Linked DNA regions of Homo sapiens: all the other regions are linked to region 1. A link is an interaction called in ENCODE POLR2A ChIA-PET data of the cell type or tissue named here. Cell type or tissue: PC-9. All regions are shown on one strand. Each heading gives the region's core, and the rest is flanking DNA. Links, peaks and the distances in the headings are about the cores only. Region 1 has its middle 7.8 kb from the start of UNC5B. Region 2 overlaps UNC5B (unc-5 netrin receptor B). Region 3 has its middle 8.7 kb from the start of SGPL1.

The links. ChIA-PET counts read pairs that join two places held together with the same protein. Peaks named below come from ENCODE experiments on the same cell type or tissue, not always from the same donor. Only the 100,000 strongest peaks of a DNase experiment are listed, where the experiment ranks them.
Region 2: POLR2A ChIA-PET joins it to region 1 with 5 read pairs; 15 of 35 experiments call an interaction of 5 or more read pairs at or near these places.
Region 3: POLR2A ChIA-PET joins it to region 1 with 6 read pairs; 2 of 35 experiments call an interaction of 5 or more read pairs at or near these places.

The regions. Positions count from the first base shown.
Region 1 is chr10:71,199,563-71,209,993 of GRCh38, forward strand. No RefSeq gene overlaps it. Among named protein-coding and RNA genes, the nearest start is that of UNC5B, 7.8 kb to the right of the region's middle. RefSeq lists a silencer at 9,709-9,768. In PC-9, for the core only: no CTCF peak of the experiment used is centred there; no DNase peak of the experiment used is centred there.
Region 2 is chr10:71,251,459-71,261,889 of GRCh38, forward strand. All of the region lies in intron 1 of UNC5B (unc-5 netrin receptor B), which reads left to right. It overlaps LOC112268061 (a long non-coding RNA gene), which reads left to right. Exons shown (of 2, transcript XR_002957083.2): 2 at 1-7,951. Among named protein-coding and RNA genes, the nearest start is that of UNC5B-AS1, 38 kb to the left of the region's middle. RefSeq lists an enhancer at 8,239-9,091. In PC-9, for the core only: no CTCF peak of the experiment used is centred there; DNase peaks (open chromatin) are centred at 4,553 and 4,853; H3K4me3 peaks cover 837 bases; H3K27ac peaks cover 1,955 bases.
Region 3 is chr10:70,802,079-70,812,509 of GRCh38, forward strand. No RefSeq gene overlaps it. Among named protein-coding and RNA genes, the nearest start is that of SGPL1, 8.7 kb to the right of the region's middle. In PC-9, for the core only: no CTCF peak of the experiment used is centred there; DNase peaks (open chromatin) are centred at 5,653 and 7,263; H3K27ac peaks cover 2,399 bases.

The DNA of each region.
Region 1 (10,431 bases), core at 2,846-7,845:
CACATCTATAGAAAGGAATGAAAATAGCTAACTATAAAATACTCTTTTTCTTTTTAAATAAATCAAGAGAAATTTGTAAATTCTGTAAATTCGTAATTTTTTTTTTTTTTTTTTTTGAGACAGAGTCTTGCACTGTAGCCCAGGCTGGAGTGCAATGGCACGATCTCACTCACTGCTACCTCTGCCTCCTGGGTCCTGGTTCAAGCAATTCTCCTGCCTCAGCCTCCGGAGTAGCTGGGATTACAGGCACTGTAATGGGATTAGCCACCATGCCCAGCTAATTTTTGTATTTTTAGTAGAGATGGGGTTTCACCATGTTGGCCAGGCAGGTCTTGAACTCGACCTCGTGATCCACCTGCCTCAGCCTCCCAAAATGCTGGGATTACAGGCATGAGCCACTGTGCCTGGCCTTGTAAATTTGTAAATTTTCTAATAAGAGAAAATAAATTCTGCTTTTAGACAAGATGCAGTAACGGGGGCTGCATATACCCTGCCATGTGAAACAGTAACAAAAAATGACAAAATATATGAAATATGCTTTTCAAGACACTGGACATCAAAAAGTGAAGAACAGTGATTCCTGAGATATGGGAACAAATGAGGGAGACCTATGATTGCCCCAGCATACTGTTTTAGAGTTTCCAGGGTACTGGGGCAAGAGGGGGGTTTCAGGTAGAGCCTGGTAGACACCCTGAGTTGAGGAGATAGAGATGAGAGTCCAGGGAGACTGAGGCATCTAGAGTTTGCAAGACAGAGCACCAGAGAGGAGAAGATGGCACAGAGGAGGGACTCAAGAGATCTGCAGAGAGCACCCATAGACTAGCCAGCAGGGTACTGATCGGCAAGGAACCACTTGAGATGATTCAAGGGAACAGTGTCTAAAGCCCACACAGGGCTGGGAACAGTGCCTCCTTCCACCAGCCAGACTGGAAAACCTCACAGTTATGGACATTGGGTAGAGCACTGAGAAGGGTCTTACCCTAGTGACAGGACATAACTAGCTCTCAACTAAACACTGCTGGTCCTGTCTAAAAATATCTCAAAAACAAGACCTGAATAACTTTCCAAGTAACTTAATTGTGTCCCAAAACAAAGTTCAAGAATATTTATAGAAAAACAAAATTTTCAGCACCCTAAAAGGATAATTCATAATGTCTGCTAGACAATCAAAATTTACCATGCTGAAGAGAAGTGGAAAATACGATTCATGGAGTAATCAGTCAATAAAAAATTTACCAATTCTTATATTGTCAACTTAAACAGTTCTTATAAATGTATTCTGTTTGTTAAAAAGTCAGAGACATGAAAGACATTAAAAAGACCCAAATTGAACTTGGAAAGACGAAAATGAAAAGTACACAGTAGCCCCCTCTTATTCACAGTTTTAATGTCCACAGTTTCAGTTACCTGGGGTCCAAAAATATTAAATGAAAAATTCCAGGCCGGGCGTGGTGGCTCACGCCTGTAATCCCAAAGCTTTGGGAGGCCGAGATGGGCGGATCACCTGAGATCAGAAGAGAGACCAGCCTGGCCAACATGGCGAAACCTCATCTCTACTAAAAATACAAAAATTAGCTGGCTGTGGTGTCACACGCCTGTAATCCCAGCTACTCGGGAGGCTGAGGCAGGAGAATTGCTTGAACCCAGGAGGGAGAGGTTGCAGTGAGCTGATATCGCACCACCGCACTCCAGCCTGGGAGACAGAGCAAGAGACTCTGTCTCAAAAAAGAAAAAAGAAAAATTTCCAGAAATAAACAACAAGCAAGTTTTAAATTGCACACACACCTTTCTGAGTAGCGTAATGAAATCTCAGTCATCCATTTGTCCAGCATACCCATCCTATATATGTGACGAACCCATTACTAACTTCATAGCCATCTTGGTTATCAGATCCACTGTACTACATTGCAGTGCATGGGTTCAAGCAGCCCTTCTCTGACTTAATAATGGTCCCAAGACACAGGAGCAGTGATGCTGGCATGTTGTTATCATTGTTCCATCTTATTATTTGTTGTCTTACTGTAACTAATTTATAAATTAAACTTTTTCGTGGATATGTATCTATAGGAAAGTTGTCTCTTGGTATTCTCAGAGGATTGGTTCTAGGACAGCCCCCTCCCCAGCCCCCATGGATACCAAAATCTATGGTTGCTCAAGTCCCTTATATAAAATGGCATAGTATTTGCATATGTAAACTAAAAATAAAATCCTAAGTCCCCTACCAACTGAATGGACTGCCTCTTGCCCAAGGGGACCCTGGAAAAGCCTTAAAAACTGAGTTCCTGGAAATGACAGGACGGGAGGTCAGACACTCCTCATTATACCTCCTCCCTTTTAGAGTTTAGACACAACAACTGACCACCATTGATATTAAAATAGAGACTGTAAGACTGACAGAACAGACTCTTTGTGGCAATAAGATAACAAATTATAAACAGGACCTTAGGCCATGCCAGAAATATGTTAAGTTGCATACCCCCTACACTTAAAGGAGAAGCTGTGTTATAACTGCCACAGGCTTTTCTTTCTCTCTAGCAGCTAAACAAGCACTGGCCTGGAGATAAGCAAGATTAACACAATTTGTAGCTCCATCAGATGCTGAGTAAATGACCCCAGCCCCTGTTCCACCACAACTATAGCTTTGATTGGACTGCTGATTCCAGTAACCTTCTGATTAAGGAGACCACTGACCGTGGACTGGTTCTGGCCCAGTTACAGAGGCTGTGAGTTGAGTGCCTTTGTGTCTCTGCCTGCCTTTTGACTTATAGGGCCTTACTGTAATACATTTAAATATTAAGTCTCCACCCCAAGGTGAACATGGGTTGTATGTTACATGCATGTTCTATATACCTGCATTCAGGACTACCCTCATGAATATTCATAATTTCCCCTGTAACCTGTTGAATATGTATATTTAGCCAACCCTTTCTATACAAAGCTGCTACCCCAACCCCTCCTCCTTCAAAGTGCCAGACTCTGGTCTTTGCCTGAGGCTATGCGTTCCAGCCTGCAGGATGGCCACTTCACAGGCTGTAACCTTTTACAGGAAATAAAGTCACCTTTTCTATATTTACAGATCTCATGATTTTTAAAGTTAACACAAATAATCTATGCACATCCTCCCATATACTTTAAACATCTCTATATTATTTATAATACCTAATACAATGTATATGCTATATAAACCGTTGTTAGACTGTATTTTTAAAATTTGTAGTTTGTTATTGTTATTTTCTATTGCTTTTTTAAAAAAATACTTTTGATCTGCAGATGGTTGAACCCATGGATTAGGAACCCACAGATACAGGGGGCCAACTATATATAGAGGGCTTGATACTATCCAATTTCAGGTGTCCACTGGGGGTCATGGAATACATCTCCAGTAGATAAGGTAGGACTACTGTACATATTATCTGTTTCCATTTATGTGACGTTCTGGAATTAGCAAAACTCACCTATGATGTTAGAAATCAGAATAGTGGCTGCCTCTGCAGGATGACGATTACCTGGGAAGGAGCTCAAGGGAATTTTCTGAGATGATGGAAATGTTCCTATCTTGGTTAGGATTGTGGTTACTAGATGTCTTTACTTGTCAAATTTCATAGAATCTTACACTTTAGACCTGTGTATCTCATTGTATGTAAATCACACCTCATTCAACTTTCTAAAAAGAGAGAGAAGAGGAAACAGAGCAGGAACATGGGTATGCTAGCTCTTTAACTTTCCTGTCCTTGACCTTCTCCACCACTGGGTTCCCCTCATTCCAACAGTCAACACTCCCCAGCCAGCATCAGCCTAGGTCCTGTTTCCTACATGTCCTTGGGTGATAATGTTCTGGGCAACAATCACTGAATTTTTCACAGCTTTCTCAATTTGGAGCAGAAGTTGTCACTTGTTTAAAAATAACTCAACATACAACTTACAAAATTAATTTAAAGAAAACGTAGAATTCTTAAAAAGTTTCGCCATATTAAGAGAGAACTCTTATCTCTACAAACGCATATGGTAGTCCCCCCACTTAACCTGGAGTCTACATTCCTAGACCCTGGTGGATGCCTGAAAGCTTGGATAGTCCCAAACCCTATTATATACTGTTTTTTCCTATACATACACACCTATGAAAAAGTTTAATTTATAAATTAGGCACAGTAAGAGATGAATAATAATGAATAATAAAATACAGCAATTATACCAATTAGCCAGCATTGCTACTCTTGTGTTTTGGGGCCATTATTATGTCAAATAAGAATTACTTGAACACAAGCATTAAGATACCACCACAGTGGATCTGATAATAAAGATGACTACTGAGTTACTAACAGGCAGGTAAGGTAGACAGTGTCCATACACTAGGCAAATGGATGATTCATGTCCTAGGTGGGACAGAGTGGGATGGTGTGAAATTTCATCACTGTACTCAGAAAGTCGCAGTTTAAGACTTTTGAAAGCCAGGTACAGTGGCTCATGCCTGTAATCCCAGCACCGTGGGAGGCTGAGGCAGGAGCATTGCTCGAGTCTAGGAGCTCGAGACCGGTCTCAGGCCTTTGGCCACAGACTGACATGGTGTCACAGAGTGACATGGTGAAACCGTGTCACTACAAAAAAAAAATTAAAATCGCCAGGTGTGGTGGCATATGCCTGTGGTCTCAGCTGCTCAGGAGGCTTAGCTGAGATGGGAGGATCATTTGAGCCCAGAAGGTCGAAGCTGCAGTAAGCCTTGTTCACATAACTGCATTCCAGCCTGGGTGACAGAGACCCTATCTCAAAAACAAAAGACATGAATTGTTTCTGGAATTTTCTATTTAATATTTTTGGACTTCAGCTGACTGTGGGTACGTGAAACCTTGGATAAGGGGGGACTTCTGCACATAGTGACAGCTTTGAGTCCTGCTTACACGATGCCAGCAATGATGAAGAGTCATTAGGAACAGCAGATCTAGAAGCAATTAATAAAAAGCTAACCAGATCCAACTTTTAGTTCAGAAGAAATCGATTTGATAACAAAAGAGTTGAACAAAGAGAAATCTAAATATTCTAAACCAGAGGTTGGCTGCTGAAATTTCAAGAAGGATGGGATATTTGACAAGGGGCACTCCCCATACGGCCATTCATCAAGGAGTCAGAAGACAACAGAAAAGAGTTTTTCACCTACCTCTCCTCCCGCACACACGCATACTCCACTTTGCTATAGGGTTTCTTTCCTCTGCCTCTTCCTTCAGTAAAGATCTTTATAGCCAATGTATCCAGGAGGACAGTCCACAGCACGGGGACCTCCTCTTCCTCCTGGTCTTTCAGAAAGCATCTGTGAATCACCTTCAGCATACTTGCCACTGGAAGATATCTTTGGCATTTATCCTGAAAATAATAGTGAATTATCTTCAGTGCTGACTCAGCTTTCAAAAGAGCCTGCTACTGAAAATCCAGAACTACAACAAGAAACGTGGGAATTTTGTCTCTTCCAAATTTATTTTTAATTATCTCTCATTTTTAGTTTAAGGAAGTGCTATACCTTCAGTGATTACACTTCTGCCTAAATGAAAGCTTCACAGTATTATAATTCTTGAGCTAGTGTTTTGTAAATAAAGCTGATTTACATATTAATCCCATTGAGTGAATTATTTACTTTATCTTGTACTCTCTGGATAGTATAAATATTGTGTTTAATTTGATTAAGGGTCCATGACACATGAACAATACTGGAAGTATCACATGCACAATGCTGAAATTGAATATATTTGAAATGGCAAAAGACATTTTTATATGTCAAAAGGTGTTTCATTGTAGTTTTAGGACAAATGTGAAGTGGCCTGATGTTTTTATTAGACAAATTAACTTGATATTTACCTGAATACATTTAAATTGGAATGTTTAAAACAATTGAGAGTGAGAAAGTTTAATAGGACTATCTCATTATTTTAAGCCCTGTTAGACTATATGTAGCCTCTGCCCTTCCTCATCCCCCTACACAGATAACTCCCCATCCGTAAGTCCAGGCAGAACCTTGAAAAGGTTGGTAACGTGGACTAGTCATAAGAATGTGCGTCTAAAAGCTCAGGGTCAGTACTTACCAGCTGACCTTAGACAAGTCATTTTCCCTTTTGGAGCTGTGGTTTCCTTTGTCATAGGCCATGATTAACACCAGCCTCTAGGAACAATTGAGATGATCAGTGGGAAATCATGTCATTAAGATAAAAGAACTACACACAGGGGATTTAAAGAGGCAGCGTCTTGTGTTTGTTTAACATATAAGCTTAGAAGCCAACAGCCTAGGTTTGATTCTAGCCTCAGTTTCTAGCTAAGCAGGGAAACCAAGTCTGTTTTCCCATTTTTAAAAGGGATGGACAAAGGGATGATTTCATCACTCAGAAAGTCACAGAATTTAAGACTTATGAATTGTTTTGCTTTTGGAATTTTTCATTTAATATTTTTGGACTTCATTCGACTGTGGATAACTGAAACCATGGAAAGGAAAACCGCAGATAAGGGTGGGGAACTTCTGTACATACTAATGGCTTCTAGTCCTGCTTAAAAGATACCAGCAATGAGAACTACTTTTTAATGGGGAAAATCATAACATCTCCTCATGGGTAATCATGGAGAATGAAGGAGCTAACTCAGACGGAGCTCTTGGCAGGGTTTCTAGCTTGCTATAGTTGCCTGTGCGATGGTTAATATTAGGTGCCAACTTGATTGGATTGAGGGATGCCTAGAAGACTGATATAGCATTGTTTCTGGGGGTATCTGTGAGGGTGTTGCCAGAGGAGATTAACATCTGAGACAGTGGACTGGAAAAGAAAGACCCACTCTCGATGTGGGTGAGCACCATCCAATCAGCTGCCAGTGTGGCCAAAACAAAGCAGGAGGAAGGAGGTGGGATAACCTTACTTGCTGGGTCTTCTAGCTCCCTTCTTTTTCCCCTGTGCTGGATGCTTCCCTTGGCTCCTGCTGCCCTCGGACATCAGACTCCAGATTCTTCAACCTTTGGACTGTGGGACTTGCACCAGTGGCTTGCCGGGGGCTCTCACACCTTTGGCCACAGACTGAAGGCTGCATCATCTGCTTCCCTGGTTTTGAGGCTTTCGGACTCGGACTGAGCTGCTACCAGCTTCTCTCTTCCCCAGCTTGCAGACGGCCTATCATGGGACTTCGTCTTGTGAGCATGTGAGCCTATTCTCCCTATATACATACATATATCCTATGGGTTCCGTCCCTCTGGAGAACCCTGACTAATACACCCAGCATACACTAGCTAGCATGCTTATTTCTTAAGATATTGACCACTCCTGTAGCATCAGTCAGTCCTGTGCTCACTGCTATGTGCTGGGAAGTCCACAGGGACCTTTAACTCACCAAGTCCAAACCCAAATCCACCACCCTCTCCCCAGCCCAGCCATCCTCCTCCTTTCACCATGTCTCTCCTTGCAACCTCTGCCACTCGACCCAGCTCCCCTCCCTTCCTCCATCCCTAAGTACCCACCCTCCCTCAGGCACCAAATCTGGGGAACTCTTTCTCCCTCTGCAGAGTCCCTACTTTCTGCCACCTGAATCCCTGGGCCAAGGCCCCATTGTCCCAGGAGCATGCAGTGGCCACCTTGTTGGCTCCTGCTCAGTCTGCCCTGACATCCAGCTGCAAGGAAGCTCCCATGGCACAGCTCCAATGAGGCCTCTCTCCAGCTCAATCAGCACCCATGACTCCTGTTTCTTACAGAATCAAATCTCATCTCTAGCACTGCAGGCCTTGCCCTTGTGTAGAGATTTTTCCCTTCTTGGCCTTCTGGTGTGCTGTTTGAGGGGCAGTATGAGGATGTGGCCACCTCCTGACCATACCATCACATACATAACTCTAGGCCTTTGCTCACGTGGTTTGCTCTGCCTGGACTCCCTCCTGAGTTCTCCATGTTTAAGGTTTCCTTCTCACTCCTAGGTCTAGCTTCCAGCATCCCCCACTCAGATAAGCCCCCCAATCCCCACCCCCGGCAATGCCAGGGCATGCTAGCTACAGCCTGCTGCATGTGCCAGCTCTGGCTCAGCCTGCCTTTTCTCTGCCCCATAAAGCATAAGCAGGACTGGATACATAATCTCCAGGGCCCAGTATAAAGTGGAAATCAGAGCCCTTTTTTCCAAATTATTAAGAATTATGAAATGGATAAATCCTAGTTGAGGGACATTCTACAAAATACCCAATGAATAATTCTCAAAAGTGTCAAGGTCATCAAAAACAAGGAAAGACTGAGAAACTGTCACAGCCAAGGGGAGCCTGAGGAGTCACAATGACTGTATGCAATGTGGGATCCTGAATGGGATCCTGGAACAGAAAACAGAAGGACATTAGGTAAAAACTAAGGAGATCTGAATGAACTTTAGCACATAATAATGTATCAGTGGTTCATTAATTGTAGTAAAGGTACCATGCTAATGTAAGAGGTTAATAATTAAGGAGACTGGGTGAGGGGCATATGGGAACTTTCTGTACTATATTTGCAATTTTTCTGTAAAACTAAAACTCTTCTAAAATGAAAAGATGGCCTTTTAAACATTTACAACAATAAAAGAATTTTGAGAAGGTGACAGCAGAGGCGATAAATAAGTTATAATGTCCAAGACAGAATTGAGATTTGAACCCGGATCTGCCTGAGCCCAAGGCTTTTGTGACCAACGGCTTGCATTGCCTGAACAGCAGTGAGAAGACCCTGGAGGGGTTGGTGGAAAAGACTGGGTAAGAAGGATGGAAGGAAGAAGGTTGTCACAGTACTTAGTAGAGGTTAAGAGTCCAAGTTTAATGACCCAGGCCACATATAGTATGATTCCATTTATATGAAATGTCCAGAATAGGATAGAAAGTAGATTAGTGGGTGCCAGGGGCTGGGGGAGGGGAGAATGGGGTTAATGGTATGGGGTTTCTTTTGGAGGTGATAAAAATGTTCTCCAATTAGGTAGTGGTGATGGCTGCACAACATTGGGAATATACTAAAAACCACTGGATTGTGCACTTTAAAATGTTTAAAGCGGTACTTTTTTTTTTTTTTTTTTTTTTTTGAGACAGAGTATCACTCTGTCGCCCAGGCTGGAGTGCAGTGGCACGATCTCGGCTCACAGAAAACCTCTGCCTTCTGGGTTCAAGCGATTCTCGTGCCTCGGCCTCCCGAGTAGTTGGGATTAACAGAGCACGATACCATGTCTAGCTAATTTTTGTATTGCTAGTAGGGATGGGGTTTCGCCATGTTGGCCAGGCTGGTCTTGAACTCCTGACCTCAAGTGATCCGCCCGCCTCCGCCTCCCAAAGTGCTGGCATTACAGGCGGGAGCCACTGTGCCCGGCCGAAGAGATTTAGAATAGTACCTGGCATATAGTAAGCACTCAACCTTAGCTCTGATAATATTATTACAAAGAGATGGTAAAGCGTTAAGGACTTCAGCTTTAGGCGCTTCCCTTCTCCAGGGTCCAGGTTTTTGGGGTCCGTTCTGGACCGAACGACTCAGGGGAGGCACCGTGAACTCATTCCCAAGCCTTCCCACTCAAGATCCTGCAAACGGAGTCGTCTGAGTGCCACTTCCCCTGACAACCCGGGACAAGGACTCTGTCAGGGCGGCCCCAGGCGGGGTGGGGCCAGGACAATTCTCCCATCGCCGGAGGAGGGAGACTGGCGGCCACGGGGAGGCGTAAGCGGCAGCGCGCCGCCTGGTGGCACCTTCGCGCACACGGTCCCGACGGAGCGGGAGGCGTCAACCCCAAGCCGGCAGCCACTCCTGCCGGGAGCCCCTACAGCTGCTTTTAAATCGTAATTGTTATCAAATAGGCGGTTTTTATACAGCCAGATTATTGGCCTTATTATTCTTCTTAATACTGTGAAGTAATTATTATTCCTGTTTTACAGTTGAGGAAACTGACGCTGGGAAAGTTTCAGTAACTGGCTTAAGATCCGCCAGCAGGTAAGAGCAGCCCCCAGGTTTAGGGCCACAGCCCTCCAGATCCAGAACTCTTTCCTACACACTCCTGTGGTTTGAGACAAGTGATGGTAGCCGCTGGAAGCATCTGCAGTCCCCACCAAGGGTGAGAACTGGCTCTGGGACTGATTTCAAAGCAGATCTATGCCACAAAGCCTGCCCTACTTTCAGCCTCAGAACCCCCAGACCCCAGGAAATAGAGGGGAGGGGAGGGTGGGGCTCACATAGCAACTCTTAGGCCCTTTGACCATCAACCCCTTTCCCCCCAGCCTTATTGATGTACCCACTCAACCAAGGTTGATTGCATCCCTGCTATGCCAGAAACTGTCTTCAGTGCTAGATATATCATGGGGAACAGGGAACACAGGGCACCTGACTTCAAGCAACTCACTGCTTCGTCCTCATGCTTAACTCCCAGCAGGATGCCTTTGCTGTGAGGCCCATGGCACTCGGTTTGGGAACACCCTGGCAAATCTTAATCCTGCTA
Region 2 (10,431 bases), core at 2,268-7,267, 51 kb after region 1:
CAGACTTGCAGGCCCCAGAGCACAGTTTATCTCCCCATCTGCAAGAGCGATTTTCCATTTGCTCCACAATGGGAAATAAGAATCCATCATGTGCCATTGTGTCAGGAAGGTGGTGTCTACTTTAATAAATTTGCTTTTAAATGCTGGCTGTCTCTGGAGATCGTTTCGCTCATGCCTGCAGACAAAGTGATTAAAGTTGCAGAGTATACATGGTTCCTGCAAAGACCCAGAAGGGGTCTTCTCGGTCCATATCTGAAACCCTTGCCACATAGGGGAATGAATGAACCAAGATAATTCCTCTCCTGTGAGAGTCTCAGTGCCACAGGCTGAAGCACACACAGGGAAGAATTGAGGATATTTATTTTTCTTTAAGTTGTTTTCCCCCAGGAAAAAAACCCACAGGCTGGAGATGTATACCTCAAGTCATTGATTTTATTTCCTCTCAAATTGACCTTGCTTTTCTAGGACTTTGCCTCTTTAAGTGTACCAGGTGTGACATCTTTGTAAGTAAATGAAGTGCTGTGTAATGTTCCCCTTCACCTCCTCCAACAAAAAAGTGATTTGAAATCTGGGTTAAAAATAAGTGTCACATATATATATTACAATATTTTCCCAAATGCCTGTGCTTTAAAAATGGGTGAAGGGACAGTTAACATGCTCTTCAGTGGTATCTGAATCTTGAATTTTATTTTTCCAGGTCTAGTCCCTATATAGTTGATCATTCACAGTGACTCTAGGCTGATCTCTTGCCCTCTCTGGGCCTGTTTTGCCATCTATCAAATGGGCTAACTTTGGGCCTGAGCAGCAGGAAGCGTGATAGAGCACCAGGCTGTGAGGGTGGCTCCCTTTTGTGTCTCTGCATTGAGCAGGATAGAGTTTGACCTGCTGCCTACCAAGTGTCCTGCCATGAGTCCCAGAGCCCTGCAGTTAATAGCAGCCACGCCCTCCACCTCACTGCCTGCTTCTGTGAGAGCGCTTTCAAATCTCTCATTCCTCTCATCTCACAATTACCCTGTGAAGGCGGGACTGGTATTGCATTGTACAAAAGAGGAAAGAAACCTGGGCTTGGAGAGATTGCTAATAATGACAACCACTAGCAGTTTTTCAGCTTTTATTATGTGCCAGGCACTGCGCGAGCTTGTTGAATGCATTGCCTCATTTATTCTTCAGAGCAACCCTAACCCTATGAGGTAGGCATCATTTCTCCCATCTTATTGTGAAGGAAACAGACTCAGAGAGGTGAAGTGATTTGCCCAAGGCCAGACCCCTTCACAGAGACCTGCCTTGTGAGACGGCACCTGCAAGGAGAGGGAAGGCATTGGTAGCAGTGAAGTCCATTCCAGAGAGCGGGCAGGGAGTGACAGCAGGAGCCCCAGAGACCCCCAGGACCTGACTCAGCCTGGCAGTCTGTTCGGGTCTCCCCAGGAGAGTAGACGGTGGATGGGGAGGTGAGGCTTGAGGGTTAGGACAGAGAAGAGGGGGTTTTCTTAGAGAGCTCAAGGGACAGGAGGAGAGAAGAGAGACAGAGCACAAGCCCCAGGACCTGTGTCCAGGACATTGGTCATTTCTCAGGACCCCAGGCATTTCCCTCCATCCCTCTTAGCTCTTTGCTTCCTTGCAGCTCAGACCTCTAAAATCCTCCCCTCATTTCCACACTTCACCTCCTCACCTGTGGACTCTGGGTCTGCACCCTCTGCTTCTCACACTTCCTTGCTGCAGACTCCAACCTCGGGGGAACCCCAAAGGCCCAACCCTCCCCAGCACTGAGTATCAGAAGTGCCACAGCCCTGCCATTAAAGGGGGCCACCACCTCCTTTCCCCGTAGCTTGGTCTTAGTGATGCTGGCCACCCTACTGCAAGGCCCAGGCCCAGGAGTAGACAGTACCCGAGTTTGGGTGTCCTTCCCTTCCCCCGACACCATGCCCAAGGAGGAGCAGCAGCAGTGCAGCTTCCTGGGAATGAGGCTTTCTTTCCACCTTCTCCTCGTCCATTGCCCTGGAAATACCTGTAGCAGGTGGGCAGGCTGGCAGGGAAGGCCAGGCGCATCTGATGTCACTGCTCCCCAGCATTGTTTTGGTTCTGACCACAGTGGGGGTGGGGTGTATGTCTGTGTGCTAAGTCCACTCAGTCCCAGGGCAAGCTGGGGCTTTGTCTCCCTCTCCCCTGCCAAGCTCCCTGGTTCCTGGCTGAAAGCATTTCCAGGGTGTCAGAAGCTGTTGGCATCGCCAGGGCTGCCAAGGGGAGGAGGGGCAGGAGAGTTGGGTGGGGGTGTGAGGGTCCTCCTCCCCAGAGATCCCCATAGCCTGGGAGTGAGAGGTGGACACTGTACCCCTGGTCAGTAGGGGAGCAGGGGTCCGCAGGACACTAGGAAAGCTGGTTCACGCATGTCTCCCAGGAGGTGTTCAGGGAGCATTTGTTAAGATGGGGATCGCTGCAAGGTGGAGGGTCCCAGGGACCCCCTTCTGGTTCCAGGCGTGTCCTTCCTGCTCACTATATCATGTCAACTCCATCAACCTTTAGCCAGGTCCACGCTCGCCAACCAGCAGTCCAGTTTCCCAACTCAGCACAGGGGGAAACGGATGCCTAGTAGAGAGGACAAAAATGAGCTCAACGTCACATCAAGTCAGCAGTATTGTTGGGACTGGACTCCGAAGTCTGACTCTTGGTTCAATGCTCTTTCCCCTATAGCAGGTGGTTATGCAAAGTAATGTAAATTATATGCAAATGTCTGTGGCTTCCTACCTACGCCTAGCAGAGGGGGTTTTGTGCCCTACTGGGGCTGGCGGGAGTCTTCTCCCGTCACAAGACTATCAGTTCTGAAAGGGCTCGTGGTAATTGTTTTACCCACTATCTGACTCAGGGCCTGGGCCCCAACCTTCTGTGGTGATCAGGAGGAGCACAAATGGCTCTGGGACCATGGGTACCTGGCGTCCTGCTGTCGTGGGGGGCATAGGGCTGACAATGCCAGGAAATGGCCAGAGGAAGCCTCTGGATAGGCCCCTAGAGTCCACACGACAGTGTGGGCCTGGCTTGGGGAGGTTTTCTCACGAGTCCTGGGAAGTCGGCTTACTGTCTCCAGGCCCCCTGGGTCCCCATCAATAAGCTGGCCTGAATGGAGAGGCTGGGTTGGGGGGAGGGAGATTTATTTCCTGGCTTTAAAACCAGCCATTCTCCCGCCTCCCACCTTCCTCCTGGCTGGAGAACAATGGGACATCCCCAGAGAGGCCTTCCTGTGGCAACAGGTGCACTGAGCAGGGTGGATGACCACCACCCAGGCCCCCATAGGTTCCAGCTGTGCACGTGGTGAGCCTCCACCATTGGTCCTGCTTCCAGAACAGCAGCCTGGCGCCCTTAGAAACAACACCAGGCACTGACCCTTTCTCCACTATTTCTGGGTCCAGGAAGTGGCTTGTTTGTTTGTTTCTACAGTCCAGATAATGTTGCCATATTTCCCCAAATGGTGGGAACTAAGTTCTGAAAAATAATCACCCTTAATCCCACCCAGACACAACTACTACTTGCATATTCGTGTGTTTCCTTTCAGGCTCATGCCCAGGTTTGTTTTATGATGTCATCACATACTTACAGGTTTCATTTCATGCTCAGGCCTCTACACTTAACATTATTCCATGAATCTTTCTCGTATAATTACATAGACTTCATAATTAGCCATTAATACCCGAGAAGAACCCACAGTGGGGATATACTTTAATTTACTCAAGCAGTTCTCCCTTTGTTGGGTATCTTACTCTGGTAAATAACACTGCGTTGAACATCTCCATGCTCACAGCTTGGTTGGGTTCCTTGGGAGAGATTCCCAAAAGTAGAATTCTAGGTAAAAAGACACGCCCTCATTCATACACGCTGCTAGATTGCTTTGTGGATTTGATGCAAGTGTCGTCACCAAGTTGTCATTCTCCGAAGTCCCAGCAGTTGTTCATGGGCCCACAGGGTGGTAAGAAGTATTTCCTAGACAGCCCAGACTTCCAAATGTCACCGGCTGTCACTGATTATGGGGGGAGGGAATGTGAATTGACACAAAAGGAGCTTGGGGCTCTCACTTCCAGGGTCCCTAACTTAGAAACACCCCCGGGCTTTAGGGACAGGCTTTACTAAGAGGCCACTCCTTGTTCGTAATTAGCGCCATCCATCCCCAGTCAGATCTGGAATGAGCGGAAGCCCTTTAAAGTAATTTGCTCTTTTAATATCACCCCTGTGATCTCATTTAATTTTCTCAACCAAACTTCATTCACAGAGGAAGCCAAAAGCACTCCACCAGCCCGGACTGAATTCTCACCCTTTCCAAACAGTGGCTCTGGACTTCTGCAAGCTCTGCTGAGATTTGTCTGGCCTCCAGCAGCTTGCATCCGAAGCCAAAGGGCTGTCTCTGTCCAACAACAAAAGGCAAGAGCATAGTGTAAAAGCTGTGGCTTTAAACATAGGCAAGCAGCTGCCACTGCCTGCTCTGAGCCCCCACGGTGGGGAGGAAATCGACTATGTATTGAGTCATACGCCCTGGCAGGCTCCGTGCTGGACATTTGTTCGGTTGGGCGGGGGCATGTTCTCAGTGATCCTTCTGTGAACCCTGTGAGATTGGTATGAGCACCCATTTTACAGATAAGGAAACTTATCTGTAAGCTCTGAGTTGCAATGACTTGTCAAGGTCCCTACCATAGCCCCTTCTTTGGAAGATCTCCAGGTGACATTGCACATGGAGCTGTGGCACTGCTGTCACAATGTCATACCCCAGAGGTGAACAGGTGAGTGGACGAGTACCCGCCACACCCCTATGCTGCTGCCACTCACACAGCCACTCCCAGCCCTGGCCCCAGCTCCTCCAGGAAGGGAGCCTCCCTCCGCTGAGCCAGCAGAGCTCTCAGGCCATTGGCAGCTGGGCTCAGGAGAGCCATGGTGATTTATGGCTGCCGCGTCTCCCCAGTGCCCTGCCTGGGCCCAGTGTACTTATGGACTAATGGAAGCTCGAATGGAGGGAGATAATTCTGCCAGGAGCTGGCTCCAGTGACAGGGGCAACCACCATTGCCTCAGGGCAAGGATAGGTTCGGGAACAGAGGGGACTTGGGCAGAGGCCAGAGGCAGAGGCGCTGAAGGCTCTGAGAGCAGATGGAGCCCAGGTGGGGACTCGGGCGTGCAGAGGGTGGCACTTCCTGGCAGCCCAGTCCCCAGACTGGCTTCTCCAGGGCCCCCAGAAGGGAGCCAAGAGGTGGGCCAGGAGCCCAAGGCCCCAGAGGCCTAGCAGCACACCTGCCCGTGCATTTGGTGTGTGGGTTTTGATATTCTTAGAACATCCAAGCTTCTCACCTAACCCCCTCAATGATAGATGGGGAAGCAGGGGCCCAGAAAGGGTCAGGGACTTGTCCAGGGTCACACAGCATGTTAGTTACTGAGCTGAGACAAGAACCCTGGGATGTCACAAGAACACGGCAGCCGGTGTGGAGTGGAGAGGAAGACCTTGGGCAGGGTGGGCAGGAGGGTGAGCACAGAGCAGGGAAGGTGCAGGAAGACGACAGTCATGGTCAGGGATTAAAGAGGATGCTAAGGAGGAGGCTGGGACAGCCCCAACAGCGGGGCCCAGAGGAAGGGGTGCAGCAGCTGGCATCGACCCTCCTGGTAAGGGAGGGTTAAGGGGGACCTGGAAACCCACAGCCCCACTGGGTTCCCTCTGTGAGCCAGCAGGTGCTTCCTGGGGCTCTGCTGGGCCCTGAGGGGTGAGCACCCCCGGATCCCACCTAGCTCCTTTCCACTGATGTCCTCCAGCCAGCATGGCCCACCACTCAGCTCTCCTGAGCCTCTCTCTGTGTCTTCTTAAATGGGACCGTTATGCCTACCTCAAAGGGTAAGTGGGAGGTAAGTGAATAGGGAAGTTCAGGTTGAGAGAAAGCCGAAGGGAAGAAGAGACGCCCACCTCAGTTCAGATGTCTCAGGACCCCTGGCACCTCTCTTGCCCCCTTCCCCCTCCAGGCCCACCCAGGCGAGTCACATAGGTTGCTAGTGCCTCAGTGTATCCCATCTGTGAAATGGGCTCCCCTCCCAGCCCCTGGCAAGAAGGCATATCCCTGACTGGGTGGTGAGCTTCCTCCTGCATGCCAAGCCCACACAGCATCTTCGAGGAGCGCCTCGGTGGTGAGCTGCACCAGCCTGGACTGAATTCTCACCGTGGAGAGATGTACATGCCAGGTGCTCCTTGGAGGTGCTGTGTGGGTTTGGAAGATGTTTTCCATGGCTTGGGGCCCAGCAGCCCTCTGGGGCCTGACAAGGAGTGAGGAAACAACCGCGCCTGTTGTAGGGCAAAGAGGAACCTCTGTCCCCTCCCTGGAATCACTGCAGGCTGTGGCCAGGTGTGCAGGGAACTCTTTCAGGTCATCTGGCTCAGTGGCTTCCACAAACACCTAGAATCCGTGCTGTGCATAGGCACCTGCCTGTGCTAAAGCCGTTTGATATATGTGAGCTCCTGGAGGTAGGCAATGTTCTGATACCCTCTTTAGAGGTGGGGAAACAGAGGCCAGAGGCTTGAAGTGCCATGCCCAAGAAACACGTGCTTTCACTGGGAACTGTTTTTGAGAGTTCACCTGATGCCAGGTGCACAGGAGCTAAGGCATTACTTATCCTCTAGGCTAGGGACTGTTAGCCCATTTTACAGGCGGAGAAACCAAGGCCAGGGAGACAAAATCACCTGCCTGAAGGCCCCACAGCTATCGATGCCGAGACTCTATCCTGCGGATGTTGGGCTCTTTCCACTGAGTAAGGTTCCCTCACTCTCTAGTGCCACATGGGGTGCCCTCAGTCTGGGCCAGGGCAGGGCAGATGCAGGGCCCCCCACTCCCCTCCTAGGATACAGGAATCTGTATTGCCTCAGGCTTGTCTCTGCCCACCTGCTGGCCAAGTCCAGGACAGAAAGAGAGGGCTCACAAATTGGGAGACTCTGGGCTGAAGACCTGGTGGTCTCAGCCATTTTTGTTTCTTGAGGGTCCCAAGACCACCCATTCCTCCTCCAAGCCCAGCCCTGTAGCTCCTCCAGGAAGCCTGGCCCCTTCCTGAGCTGTGTGGCCAGCTCTCTATGCTTCTTCTGGAACCTCCACTCCAGAGCACCTGAGAGCAGCAGGACAAGCCGTGGTCTTGGGCAGCGTCCTTTCAGAGGAGGAAGGTCCAGAGAGGGGAAGGGACTTGTCCAAGGTCACACAGCTAGCGACATCCCAAGCAGCCCTGCTGGAGCTCTTCAGAGAAAGGACAGGAGGAGCCAAGGGTGAGCTTGGCCAAGCTGGCACCCACTTGCCTCCAGAGTCACCAAGGTCCCCACCCTGCCCCAACATTGCCTTTTCCCGAGGAGTTGATTCCCAACCCAGCAGAGGAGCTGCCAGATGGGTAAAGACCCTCCTGCTGAAGAACTGAGCATCCCAATCCCCTCTTGTCCTCCCCGCCCAGTGGCCAGCCAGGTACTGCCCTGTCCAGGAGGCAGCTGACAGGCAACAGGGAAGAGCTGAGCCTCAGGGCAGGCAGCCCGTGTGAGGCCACGTGAGCCCAATGTCACCAGGGTCCCATCGGGTGAACTGGGATAGAATGGCCCAGCCTTTCCTCATGGGCAGGGTGGAGGGAGGTGAAGTATGGCCATTCATTAGAAAAGTAATGACTGGGCCGGGTGCAGTGGCTCACACCTATAATCCCAGCACTTTGGGAGGCCAATGCAATAGGATTGCCTGAGGTCAGGAGTTCAAGACCAGCCTGGCCAACATGGCAAAACCCTTCTCTACTGAAAATACAAAAACTAGCCAGGTGTGGTGGTGTGTGCCTGTAATTCCAGCTACTCAGGAGGCTGAGGCAGGAGAATCATTTGAACCCGGGAGGCAGAGGTTGTAGTGAGCCGATATGCCACTGCCCTATAGCCTGGGTGATATAGCGAGACTCCATCTCAAAAAAAAAAAAAAAAGGAAAAGAGAAAAATAATAATGACTAATCTTGGACTTGGGCAGCCCTTCATAGTTTATGAAGCACTTCTGCATCTATAAGAGAATGTGTTCTGTTCACCCATTCAAAGACTAAGAAACCGAGGCTCAGAGAGGCAAAGTGGCTAGCCCAGTCACACAGCCAGTTAGACTGTGGGGAGGACTTCAGCCTACACAAGGTCAGCGTGAGTTTACTGAACGCTGCAGTCAGGCCCTGTGCTTGATACATTCACATACATGACTCTGTTTACCATAACGACAGCCCTGGGAGATTCCTGTGGATTGTCCCATTTTATAGAGGAGGAAATATAGACCCGTGACTTGCCCAGGCCCCACAGGGAGGGAGTGTGGAGTTCGGTAGCTCAGCCATAGCCAGGCTCAGCCAGGTCAGTGGGCGTGGGTCCCTGCCCAACTTGCTGAGGGTCTCAAGGGTGTATTCTGCCCACCTCCTGAGTTTGGGGTAGATAGCCCAGGGGACTGGATAGGGGCAGCTCGGAGTCTGCCCATCGTGGCTGTGGGAACACTGCCTGCTGGGGACAGTGCCTGGAACAGCACAGTTTGGGTTTAAGCTGGAGCCTCTAGGGGACAAACAAGCCAACTGCCAGGCAGGAGCTTCATCATGGTAGCTCCTGGTGGAGAGAGGTAGGGGGGGCATGAAGCATCAGGAGCAGAGGCACTGATGCCCTCTCCTTCCTGTGGCCCAGCATGGGGGTGGCCACCGCTCTGGCCACTGCCCAAGGGGGTGGCTTCTCTGCTTTTGCCAGCTGTCTCCAGCCTGAGATCCAAAACTCAGCTTGAGAAACCACACCTGAGAAATCCGGCATTCCATTCCTTGCCAGGGGCCTCAGGATAGGGGAGGCAAGCAGGGGTGCTCGGGGACCGCCTTTCCCCACAACCCTAGGGAGGAGGTGGAGTGGGTGGAGGCGAGAGAGGCGGGCTGGGCCCGGGAGCACGGAGGCCTCTAATGGCACCGGGTGTGGCCCATAGTCCCGCTGGCTAGCTGCCTTGTTTCCTAATTAAAGTGCCCTTATGAAAATGCCCTCCGGTCCAGGCCCAGTGCTGCTGGGTGAGGCAGGCACCTCCCAAAAAATCTCAGCAGCTTTCCTGTCTTCCCTGCAGGGCCTCTGGGCTCAGGGCCCTTGGTCATCTGGGGGAGGCTGGGGGGCATCAGGGCTATGTTCACCCTGTTATCGTCACTGTGCTCCCAGAAGCTGTTCTCTGCCATCCCATTGCTGAAGGCAGCAGGCCGTCCTCATTAAAGAGCCTCGGCAGCCAGGATCAAAGGCACTATTGAAGAGGCTCCTAAGAGCTGGGGGACGCCAGGGCCAGAAGACGGGAGGAGGAGGTAGCAAGGAGACTGAGTCACTGCAGGCCAATTGTGATGAGTGGGCAGTGGGTGGCTGGAGCCAGGTTTTCAGGCTGGGAGGAAAGCCCAGCCAAGAGGCCCAGGAAGGGGCGGGCAGGCAGCTGGGAGCCCTGCGGAGAGGTTGCTGCTGTTGCGCTGGGACACCTCCGCTGCTGAGCAAGACTGCTCCCCCGCAGCCCTTACGAAAGCCACCTTCTGGTGAGGGCAGCAGAGCAGCCGGCTGGTTCACTATTAGGGGCCAGCGTGGGAATGGGGAGAGGATGGGACCTTGAGTCCCAATCTTTCCATTTGGGAAGCCCATAATTGACAGGGCTGCACCGAGGGTGGCAAGCTGGCAGTACCTAGAGGCTGTCATTATGGAATAAGGGCCCCTCAGTTCTTTAGGCAAGTCACCCCAACTCTCTGGACCCTGTTTTTCCCTTGGGTTGAGTGAGGGTGAATAGGGATTAATGAGATGGGGAGGGGGTGGAATATCTTCATCACTTGATTGGTTGTGGCTGAGTATAGTCCTGTGCTGAGAAGGAGGCCTTGTCCAGATGTGCCACAATTTATTAGTGATGCTTGCCACAGCCTCAGGATTGGCCAGGTGGCCGTGCATTTGCCCCTAGACTAGATTGACTCTATAGCCCTTGCACACTCTAATATCCTGAGATTCTGAGGCTGACAAAGCCCAGGCTGGCATGCAAAAGACCTCCCAAATGCTGGCCCTGACTTCCCCAAAGGACATCCTTCCCTGAGACGTCAGTGGAAATCTGAGCCTCAATTTCTTCATCTTTCAAAGGGAGAGAAGGACTCAGCTGGACCTCTCACCTGCCTCAACCTGCAAAACACATCATTCTTAGTATTAACCGAGTCCTTCCTTGTGCCCCTCCTTGTGCCCAGTGCAGTGAGGAGTGCAAGATGGAGTGTACCTACACTCTAGAGTCTTGCCCTGTGCAGGCCTGGCTGGAGCCCTGCATCTGCCTCTTACTGGCTGTGTGACTGGGGGCAAGTTATTTTAAGCACTGAACCTTGGTTAGTAAAATAGGGGTAATGGTACCTGTCCACAGGGTTGCTGTGCCCATTGAATACAACTACATAAAGCCTGTGACCCCAGGCCTGGCACA
Region 3 (10,431 bases), core at 4,373-9,372, 400 kb before region 1:
TTTGCAGTCCTATCCTCTTCCTCTTATTATTCTAGGACTTCGATGACACAAATATTAGATCTTTTGTTATAGTTCCACAGGTCCCTGAGGTTCTGTTTTTGTATTGTTCTAATTTGTTTTGTTTTTGGTCTAGTGTTTCTTTTTTTTTTTCAGATTGGTTAATTTCTATCTCCCAGTTGACTGATTCTTTCCTCCACCTCCTCCATTCTGCTGTTAAGCCCATCCATTGACTTTTTATTTCAGTGATTGTATTTTGCAGTTCTAAAATCTCCATTTTGCTCTTTATAGCTTCCATGTCTTTGCTGAGGCTTCCTATTTTTTTCATTTGTTTTGTGTTCCTAAGTTCTCACTGAAGCAATTTTTAAAAAATCATGGCTGCTCTAAAATCTTTGTCAGATAATTACAATATCTCTGTCATTTCAGTGTTGGCATGTATTGTGTTTTTCTAGGAATTTTTCCATATCATCTACATTTTCAAATTTATTGCATAAAGACCATATCTTTGTTTCTAGGAACTATAGTGATATCTTCTTTTTCATTTTTGATATTGGACTGAATTTGTTCTCTCTCTCTTTCTCTCTCTCTCTTTCTCTCATCCCTTTCTCTCTTTTTTCTTTATCAATCCTGCCAGGGGTTATTATTTTTAGTAGTTATTTTTAACAAACCAATTTTTCATTTTGTTGATCCTCTTCATTATTACCTTCTACTTTCTTTAGGCTTAGTTTGCTATTGTTTTTATAATTTCTTGAGATAGATATTTACATCATTGACTTTCCTTCTTTTCAAATACGTTACATGTTTAAGGGCATCCCACAAGCTTGTCAAGTTTGTAGGAGACCAGTGCTTCCTTAGTATAGCTTTTTTTTTTTTTCAAACAGAGTCTCCCTCTGTTGCCCAGGCTGGAGTGTAGTGGTACGATCTCGACTCACTGCAACCTCTGCCTCCCAGGTTCAAGTGATTCTTCCGCCTCAGCCTCCCGAGTAGCTGGGACTACAGGCGTATGCCACCATGCCCAGCTGATTTTTTGTATTTTTTAGTAGAGATGGGGTTTCACTGTGTTAGCCAGGATGGTCTCGATCTCCTGACCTCATGATCCACCCGCCTTGGCCTCCCAAAGTTCTGGGATTATGGGCCTGAGCCACCATGCCTGGCCAGTGTAGCTTTAATTTGCATTTCTTTACTGAGTGAGGTTGACTTTTCATGTGTTTAAATGCTATTTGTATGCATTTTTGTGACCTTTGCTCATTTTTCTATTGGTTTGTTAGTTCGTATACGGATAGATGGATTCATGTATTAGAGAGATTATCGCTTTGTAATACGAGTAATTAAAATACTTTTTTTTAGTTTGTTGTTTTCCTATTGACTTTGCCTATGCAGTGAACTGTCTTGCTAAACTGCTACTGTGCTGAGGACTTGCTCACCTGCCTTTGGAGGTCAGAGAGGGTAGCTCATTTCAACTCACTCTGCTTTGGCGGGCTCTCATTTAACCTCATGAAAGAGTCCACAGAACGGAGGCCAGAAGCCTGGGCTCCAGAGTTACTCAGGCCTGCCATTCTCTATGTGACTTAAACCAAATTTTGACAACTCCTGACCTCAGTTTCCTCATCTGTAAAATAGAAATAATAATTCTTCTAACTTTATGTAGCTGTTTGATGATTAAATAAGATAATGCATATAAGATCATTTAGCACAGAGTGTGATCCACAGTAAAGGTATGATGCATAGTATTTGCTTTTTAATTATTAGTGTTTACCAAGATCAAGCTAATGTTGTGTGAATGGCTGCTGTTTTTTCCTGATGCCACTCCCCATCAGAGTACAGGAGAAAATCCTGTGACCACATGCTGTTGGCTCACCTGCTATGTCTTTTTTGCTTTGTGCATGGAGTTCTGGATTGCGGCCAGTACCATTGAGTGTTTTGATGAAGGTTGGCTGCTCCGAGAGTTTGAATTTTTGCCAGGCTCTTTGGGTACATCTATCATAGCATTCTTTGTGCCTTTATTGTCCTGAGCTCTGCATGACTAGCCTTCTGATGGTCTTTCAGAAAAGAGAAAAGGAAAGAATGGAGGCATGGTTAAAGACCCCACATGGCTCACTCACCTGTTTCCCCTGGGATGATCAAAGTTACCTAGTTACCTGTCATCTGACCAGGACTCACAGCTCTGGAGCTGACAGGTATAGACTGGTCTAAGCCAGCATTCAGGAAGGCCACCCAACTGGAAGAGCAGGCATCAGAGTAGAGAGAATAAGCCTGAGCTCTCCAGAACATCCAAGGTCATAGAACAAAGTGGCCTTAGGGGAACAAAACTGGGTCCCCATACCTAGTTCTCCTCCTGTACTCTCTCTTAGTACCCAATAATTCTTACAATTTTATATATCTCTTCTGCAAGCCTGTAAGTTCCAAGAGGTCAGAGACCACATTTGCCTTGTTCACTACCAAGAATAGGGCCTTGATCTATGTGGTGGTTACATGGGTGTGTTTGCTTTGTGTTAATTCATCAGGCTCTTGGTACAGTGCCTGATGCCTAGTATTCATTGAACGGATGAATAAGTGAGTCATAGAGTCTCAGGTATTTATTCAGATCATTCATCTACTACATGCTTGAATCCTTGCCTCATTCCTACCAAGGGTTTGTTAGCATTTATCATTTAAACACTTCTAATGACAACAAGCTCTCTACTGCTCAAGGCTGCCCGTTCATTTTCTGTTTAGGTCTCTTGCCTAGAAAGTTCTTCTTAATATTGAGCTGAAATATGCCTCCTTGAGGCTTCTGGTTAGTATTCTTGTTCTATCCTTTATGGCCACACGAATCAAGTCTGGGCCTTCTTCACCATGACAACTCTTCAGACATTTGTGGTTAGTTCTGACACCCACTTCTTTTCCAGGTAACCACAAAATCATTGATTAGACACACATTTGTTGAATGTCTGTAACACGGAATAGATTAGAGAACATACAGGTGAAAAGACATAATATCATCCTCGAGTGGTTACTGGTCTTGAGGGAGCCAGAGAAATTAAGACTTAATGTGCTAAGTGTTAGGGAAATGGAGACACAGGAAAAGAGAATTCGAGCCTACCTAGGGGTCTTGGGGAAGGTTGCAAAGTAGACCAAGGAGAGAAGGATGTTCCAAGAAAAGGGAATAGCACATGCAAAAGTCTGGAGCTATAAAAGCCCAGGGCATGTTATGGAAACTCTAAGTTGTTCTAGATGGCTAGGGAGACTAGAAGACTCAGATTGTTAGAACAGACCAATTTATGCTTGTTGTCCCAGAAAACTTAATAATATGTCCTTAGTTTCAAAAGTATCCCAGATAGTCACTGTGAGTATAGTTGGGACATAAAGTCTGAGAGTGAGGTGGAAATGGGGGAGATGAAGGTGGAGAGAAGCAGCGGCTGATCGTAGAGGTCACTGTGGCCAAGTTCAAGAAAGGCATTCAGTTAACTGGGCTTCTTATGGTGTCTTTCCCTTCAAGGTTATCTTCTCCAGATATGATCTGATTCACAGATAGATCAATACAGCCACTGACAGATGATTATTGCTATGGGCTACCATTTACGGAGCGCTTACCAGGTAAGTGCTTTCCATGTAGGCTGGGGTGAGGCCCAGGTAACCTCTGCTGACTTAGTTATGCTTGTCCTTTAACTGATTCTCTGCCAGTAGGCCTTGGGTTTTGACTTGTTTTTACTGTTGTGAGGTCATGTCCTGAGACAACATTGGGCAAGTCCCAAAGGGCCTTCTGTTCCCAACTAGAAACTTTGTAAGCTTTCCCTGGAGGGGGACAGCTGAGGTCAGGAGATGGCTACTAGCTATAAACAGTTTGTTTTAAAGGACTTGTATGATGTCTGTATTGAAGGGATTCATATGAATATTCAAATGAAATGAGTTGAGTTTGTTCTAAGATGATGCAGTAGCTAGGAATGTTGAGTTAGATGTTTGGATGGGCAGCCAGGGCACATGGTTTAAACATTTGACGCACTTGAATTCAATGGATAGTGGATAGCAAGAGTGGGCATTTGAAATATGTCTGAGTGAGTGGTTTCCTCTGCAGCACCTCCTGCAACAGCTGTCCCTAAGTGGCAGGTGTGGGTTTATACCCTAAAACTGAATGTAGCAGTGCCCTCAAGCAGACCCACAAGGACTAGCTTGAGGCTGCTTTGTCTCCCAGAAAGACAGTTGGCAGCAGCTATTGGAGGGCTCTGCAGGCTTCCAAGTCCCCACCACTGCCCCAACACTTGGGTGGTCAGTGGGCACATGAGGCCACTGAGAATGGTCATGTCACCCTGCCCTTCCCATTCCTCCATTGCCAACCTACTGAGGTTTGGGGCTAGCGTGAGAATCTATTTGTGTTAGCTTGCTAATCAGGCTGTTGTAACAAAGTGCCACAAACTGGGTGGCTTGCACAACAGAAATGGATTGTCTCCCATTTCTGCAAGATAGAAGTCTGAGATCAAGGTGTTGGCAGGGCTGGTTCCTTCTGAGAGCTATGAGGAAAAACACGTTTCATGGCCCTCTCCTAGCTACTGGTGGTTTGTTGGCAACCTTTGATGGTCTTTGGCTTATAAAGTCATCACTCTGATTGCTACCTTCATTTTCACATGGTGCTCCCCCTCTATGCATGTCTGTCCAAATTGCCCCATTTTATAAGGACACCAGTCATATTAGGCTAGGGGTGCACCCTATTCCAGTAATACTTCATCTTAACTCATTACATCTGCCATGACCCTATTTTCCAGTAAGGCCATATTCACCACATGGATTGTTGGGGGACACAGTTCAACCCATAGCACTTAGGATAAATTGAAATAGCATCAGCATGAACACAATTACTCTACTGGTTACTTCTGCCAAACAACCTTCAAGTCAGAAAGAATCCTGTGGTTAAGGGAGAGGTACCGCAATCCAGCTGCAACAAGTTAAAGGTGTAGCCCACTAGCTATGGGTTAGTTTGCCCTGAGCTCTGAATGTGACTTCTTCCCTGGGAATCTTGGCTTGAGGGCACATGTGGGAGCCTGCTTGCCAGGCACAGGGTAGCCTGTGGCTTTGGGAGTCTTGTTTTAATCTGTTCTGTCACTTTCCAAAGGTCTGTCTTCTAAGCTTATGCCATTGTTGTACCCTAGAACCAACTATTTTCATTCTTTGCTGAGTACCTTTTCTGCCCATATGAATTCTCTCCTAGCCATTCTCCATACCACGCAGACGGATTGTTCTAAAACACAAATGTGATATTGTCAGTCCCTTGACTGAAAAGACCTCAACGGCTGTTGCTCTTTGGATGAAGATCAAAACACTGTTTCCTACAGGACTGGGAGGTCTCAGACAGGAGGATTGCCATCTGCATTTGCATTTATTTAAAAAACAATTGAACTGGTGACATTCTGTTTCTTGATCTGGGTGGTGCTGAACAATGGTGTTCACTATGTCAATATTCATCTAGCTCTACACTTTGATTTGTGGACTTGTCTGTACATACAATGTATCCCAATTTTAAAAAATCTTCAAAACAACTGAATGAGTTGCCCAAAGTTCTGGGAGTTCCTTGGTCGTATTACACTTTATGATCTTTTAGATCTCTTGACCAATACCATACAACTAGAGATTTTTTTCCCCCTTTCTATCTTGGGAGGAAAAAGATGGAATTAACAAACAGAGGTGATTCAGTGAGTTACATTGTGGTCACAAGATAAATTATGCACATTGCGACAAGAAAACCACATAGTCCTATAAAATTATGGGCTGTTTTTATCCAGAATTATGCTGGCTTTCTATTTCCTGTTGTTGATTAAGAATAAAGAGGGACCTGCCTGTTGCCCCTGCCTGCAGCGCCTAGAGGAGAGAGAGAAGTCATGATCAGCCTCATTTCTGCCCCAGGGACTGCATTATTCCCCTTTGAAGCAACAGTGCTTCCCCTAGAGCTTGGTCAAGGAGAGGGGCTGCAGGCAACCCCTGTGTCTGCCCCAAGAAAATGGGAGTTCTGAGCAACTTGGGTGTATGGAAAAAGGAAGCACTCTCCACAGATGGCTGAAAAGCATTGTTGGTAACATATGAAGCTTGAGTCTAGGGGTAAATGACAAGCCCTTTAAGTGGGCTCTGTTTCTTGGAGTGCTGAACTGTTCCCACTGTTTAACATAAAGAACCAAAGTAGCCCTTGCAAAGAGAGTGAGAATAATCTCTGACTCTGGCAGGCTCTTAGGACATCATAATTTTAAAATTGAGAGAATTTTTAAAAATCTAGATTTCTGTCTTTCCTTGGAAAATTGAGATGTTGAACTACCCTACTATGCTATTAAAATTGCCAGGTATGGTGGCTCATGACTGGGAGGCTGAGGCGGGTGGATCACCCAAGGTCAGGAATTCAAGACCAGCCTGGCCAATGTGGTAAAACCCCGTCTCTATTAAAAATACAAAAATAGCCAGGTGTGGTGATGTGCATCTCTAATCCCAGTTACTTGGGATTAGGGCAGGAGAATTGCTTGAATCTGGGAGGTGGAAGTTGCATGAGCCAAGATGGCGCCACTGCACTTTAGACTGGATGACAGAGCGAGACTCCATCTCAAAAAATAAATAAATAAATAAATAAATAAAATTGCAGTATCCATGACATCTTGTCCTAAACCCCATACTTTGTGCTTCCCTTACATTGCTTTGCTTCCTCTCTTTCCATAGCCCCAAGCATCTCCTAACTTACCATATAGTTTACTTATTTATTCTGTTTATTAGTCTGTCTCCTTCTGCTGGAATGTAAGTTGCATGAGGGCAGGGCCCTTTGTTTTGCTCAATGATCCATCCCAGGTCCTGAATATTGCAACCTGGCATTGAATAGTTGTATGCATGTTGAATGAATGTAGCCTGAAGCCTACATTCCCAATTTGTAGCAGTCACATTGCCTGCCTGGGCCCCTGAAGGCATGTGTATTTGCCATGCCTGCCCCTACTGACCTGCATGCCAGCTTCTGCCTTCCGTCCCCCTCAGGCTTGTTTCTCTGGCCACACTGGCCTGGCCTCTCCTGCCCCAACACTGGCCCTCCGCACTTGCTCAGCCAGAACGCTCTTCCTGCCCCTCTCTGCCTGGCTAGCTCCTGCTCCTGCTGTGTTCTCAGCTCAAGCTGTCCTTGATCCCTCTGCCTAGGTCACTCCCCCAAGCACAGAGAATATTCTGTCCTTAGTCACTGACTAGAGGAAATTCCTTTCATTCAGTTTTCAGACATAAAAAGCTCTTCATCCCTTGTGAATTAGGGTGCCCCCCCCCCGCCCCCGGCTACCCTGACCTCTGAGCTGAGGATACAGGTGGTGCCCAGCCCCTCTGAGTCAACCCTGGAAACCAGTTCTACAGTGCCAGGCAAGGAGCAACCCTGGGCCAAGGGCTGAAATTACCCCACTGGTCCTCTGTCTACCCACGACTTATATAAGGCTGGGCCTCTTCATCATGTCCTATCTGTGTCAACACTCAGGAGAGGGCCTGGCCCTCTGGCAACATGTTCATCCTTCACAGCAGGGCCAGGACAAACACTCCCTGACCAAGTAACCACAAGACAGAGGGCCCTTCCTGGGCACCTGGAGACAGACAGATGGAGTTACCAAACAGAAGATTCTGGGAAGGGGAACCCCAGTGGGCCAAAGAGAACTCTAGACTGACAGAGGTGTGGAACAGCTTCCCCTCTCTACCCAATTTTGAGATGAGGAAATTGAAGCCCAGAGAGAGTCAATGGTGCATCCAAAGCCCCACAGCACAGCGTCCCAACAGCCCCACAAGAACCCACAAGCTTCACTGTGTTTTCTGGGTCTGGGCTTCTGGGGCTGGAATGTCAGGAATTCTAGGTTCTGCCCCCATTAGCTGCAAGACCAAGACTTAGAAAGAGATGAGAATGGTTAGAATGTTGCAGCTCTTATCCGGGAATGTACAAAATACAGATGACTGGGCCTCACACCTCATTCCTTCCATCTGCAGGAGGGCCCTGACATGTGGATTTTGAAAGGCTCCTTGGAGATGCTGACTATCCATGCTAGATGGGCACCTGGATGATGTTTAAGTCCCTTCTAGCTTGACAAATCCTCAGCTGTAGATATTAAAATGCTGCTTGTGCTGGAGTGTATCCCTGTCATCAGTCCACAAGAGAAGCTCTCACTGGGGCAGCTGGGCTCCCTAGGGAGCACCCTGGAAATTAAAAAAAAAAAAACTTTTGGTTGTCATAATGATGAGGCTGGTGCTTCTGGCATTCAGTGAGGGGAATACTGCAGTCCCTGGGGCAGAAATAAGGCCCATGATGACTTTTCTCTCTCCCCCAGGTGCTGCAGGCAGGGGCAACAGGCAGGTCCCTCTTTGTTCTTAGTGAGGGATGCATCCCATCACATTGAAGAATTGTCCTGAGTCCTGTACATCTTTTGAATGTACTGTCAGAATATTCATAGAGGTGAAAAGCTAGTTCATAGGCACATGAGCCATAATCAACTTCACTTTACATGTACGTTTAAAAAAAAAAAAACACCCTGGTGCAGTGGCTCATGTCTGTAATCCTGAAGCGGGTGGATCACCTAAGGTCAGGAGTTCGAGACCAGCCTGGCCAACATGGTGAAACCTTGTCTCTACTAAAAATACAAAAATTAGCCTGGTGTGGTGGCAGGCGCCTGTAATCCCAGCTACTCGGGGGACTGGGGCAAGAGAATCGCTTGAACCGGGGAGACAGAGGTTGCAGTGAGCCGAGATTGTGCCACTGCACTCCAGCCTGGGCGACAGAGTGAGACTCTGTCTCAAACAACAACAACAACAACAACAAAAAAGAACACATGATTTTATTGCACAACCTACCTGGAGTACAACTACCATGTTGAGAGCTGTGTGTAAATTGTCCTGCATTTTGTCTGAAACGTTATCGACCTTAAGCCACAGTTTTGTAAAATCACATCATCCATGGCAATGCTGCTCACATAGTAATTGAGTCACTAAGACACTACCTCTATACTGGTCTGCATCTGCAGCTTTCCTATCCATGATGATTGTATCTAATTCTATGAATAGCCTAATTTAGTCCTTATGTCAAAATGTCAAATATAAAGAAAGCAGTGACAGCACTATTCAATTAAATATTGCCTTCCTGTAATGCAAACATATCCATTGTAAGTCCATGCCTCTGCCAACTTCATGTATGATTTTATCGTGACATTCCCTTTTAAAATTATAGTGCTATATTGATTTCAAGATAGTAAAAGAGAGTTACAAAACAATATTTGTTATAAACAGGGGTGTTGGATCTGGTTGGTTTAGGACTTACTGATCTACAAGCAATAAAACCTGCAGGAAAACAGTAGATCTGTAGCTCTCAGACAAGCCTTGCAAAGGTCTAGCATGCCCTAGAGAGGGCAAGGGGCACGTTGGAAGGACTAATCAACTTGTTAGGATCAGGTCCTGATGGGGATCGAAACCAGCTTCCAGCAACAATGTGAGAGGGCTAGGCTGGGCTTAGTCAATCACACGGCTCAGATTGGAATCTTATTTGAGTACACCCTGGATGTATGCGGAGGGTGTTAGACCAATAATTCTTGGCCGGGCGCGGTGGCTCACACCTGTAATCCCAGCACTTTGGGAGGCTAAGGTGGGAGAATCACTGGAGCCCAGGAGCAGCCTAGGCAACATAGTGAGGCATTGTCTTTATAAATTAATAATAATAATAATAGTAATAATTATTGAGTGCTTATGGTGGATCAGGCCTCATATGTGATGGGCACACACATACATCTCTTACAATTGCCACAGCAGTCTTAGGGTAGTTGTTAATTCTTGCTTTACAAAGGAGGAAGCCCAGGCTTGGACAGTTACAACAACTTGCTGGAGGCCACACAATGATTCCTGGGTAGAAAGCTGTCTCCCTGCCTTCAAAGCTATTTTGAGGCCACACAATGATTCCTGGGTAGAGACCTGTCTCCCTGCCTTCAAAGCTATTTTGTCAAAGGAAGTTTATATTTATTCAGTGTTTGAGAAACAGCTGCTCTCAGTTTTTAATGTTTTGCTAGGAGTGACTGTGCAGCCTGGATAGCAACAATGGTGGGTGTATTAGTCCGTTTCACACTGCTATTAAGAACTTCCCTGAGACTGGGGCATTTATAAAGGAAAGAGGTTTAACTGACTCACAGTTCCACACGGCTTGGGGAGGGCTCAGAAGACTTACAATCATGGCGGATGGTGAAGGGGAAGTAAGCCCCTTCTTCACAAGGCAGCAGCAGAGAGAAGAACGAAGGAAGAACTTCCAGACACTCATAAAACCATCAAATCTCATGAGAATCACTCAGTGCCATGAGAACAGCATGGGGGAAACCACCCCCATGATCCAATCACCCTCCCTCCCTCGACACATGGGAATTATGATTTGAGATGAGATTTGGGTGGGGACACAGAGTCAAACCCTATCAGTGGGCTTCTTTACGAAAGATGAGGTTT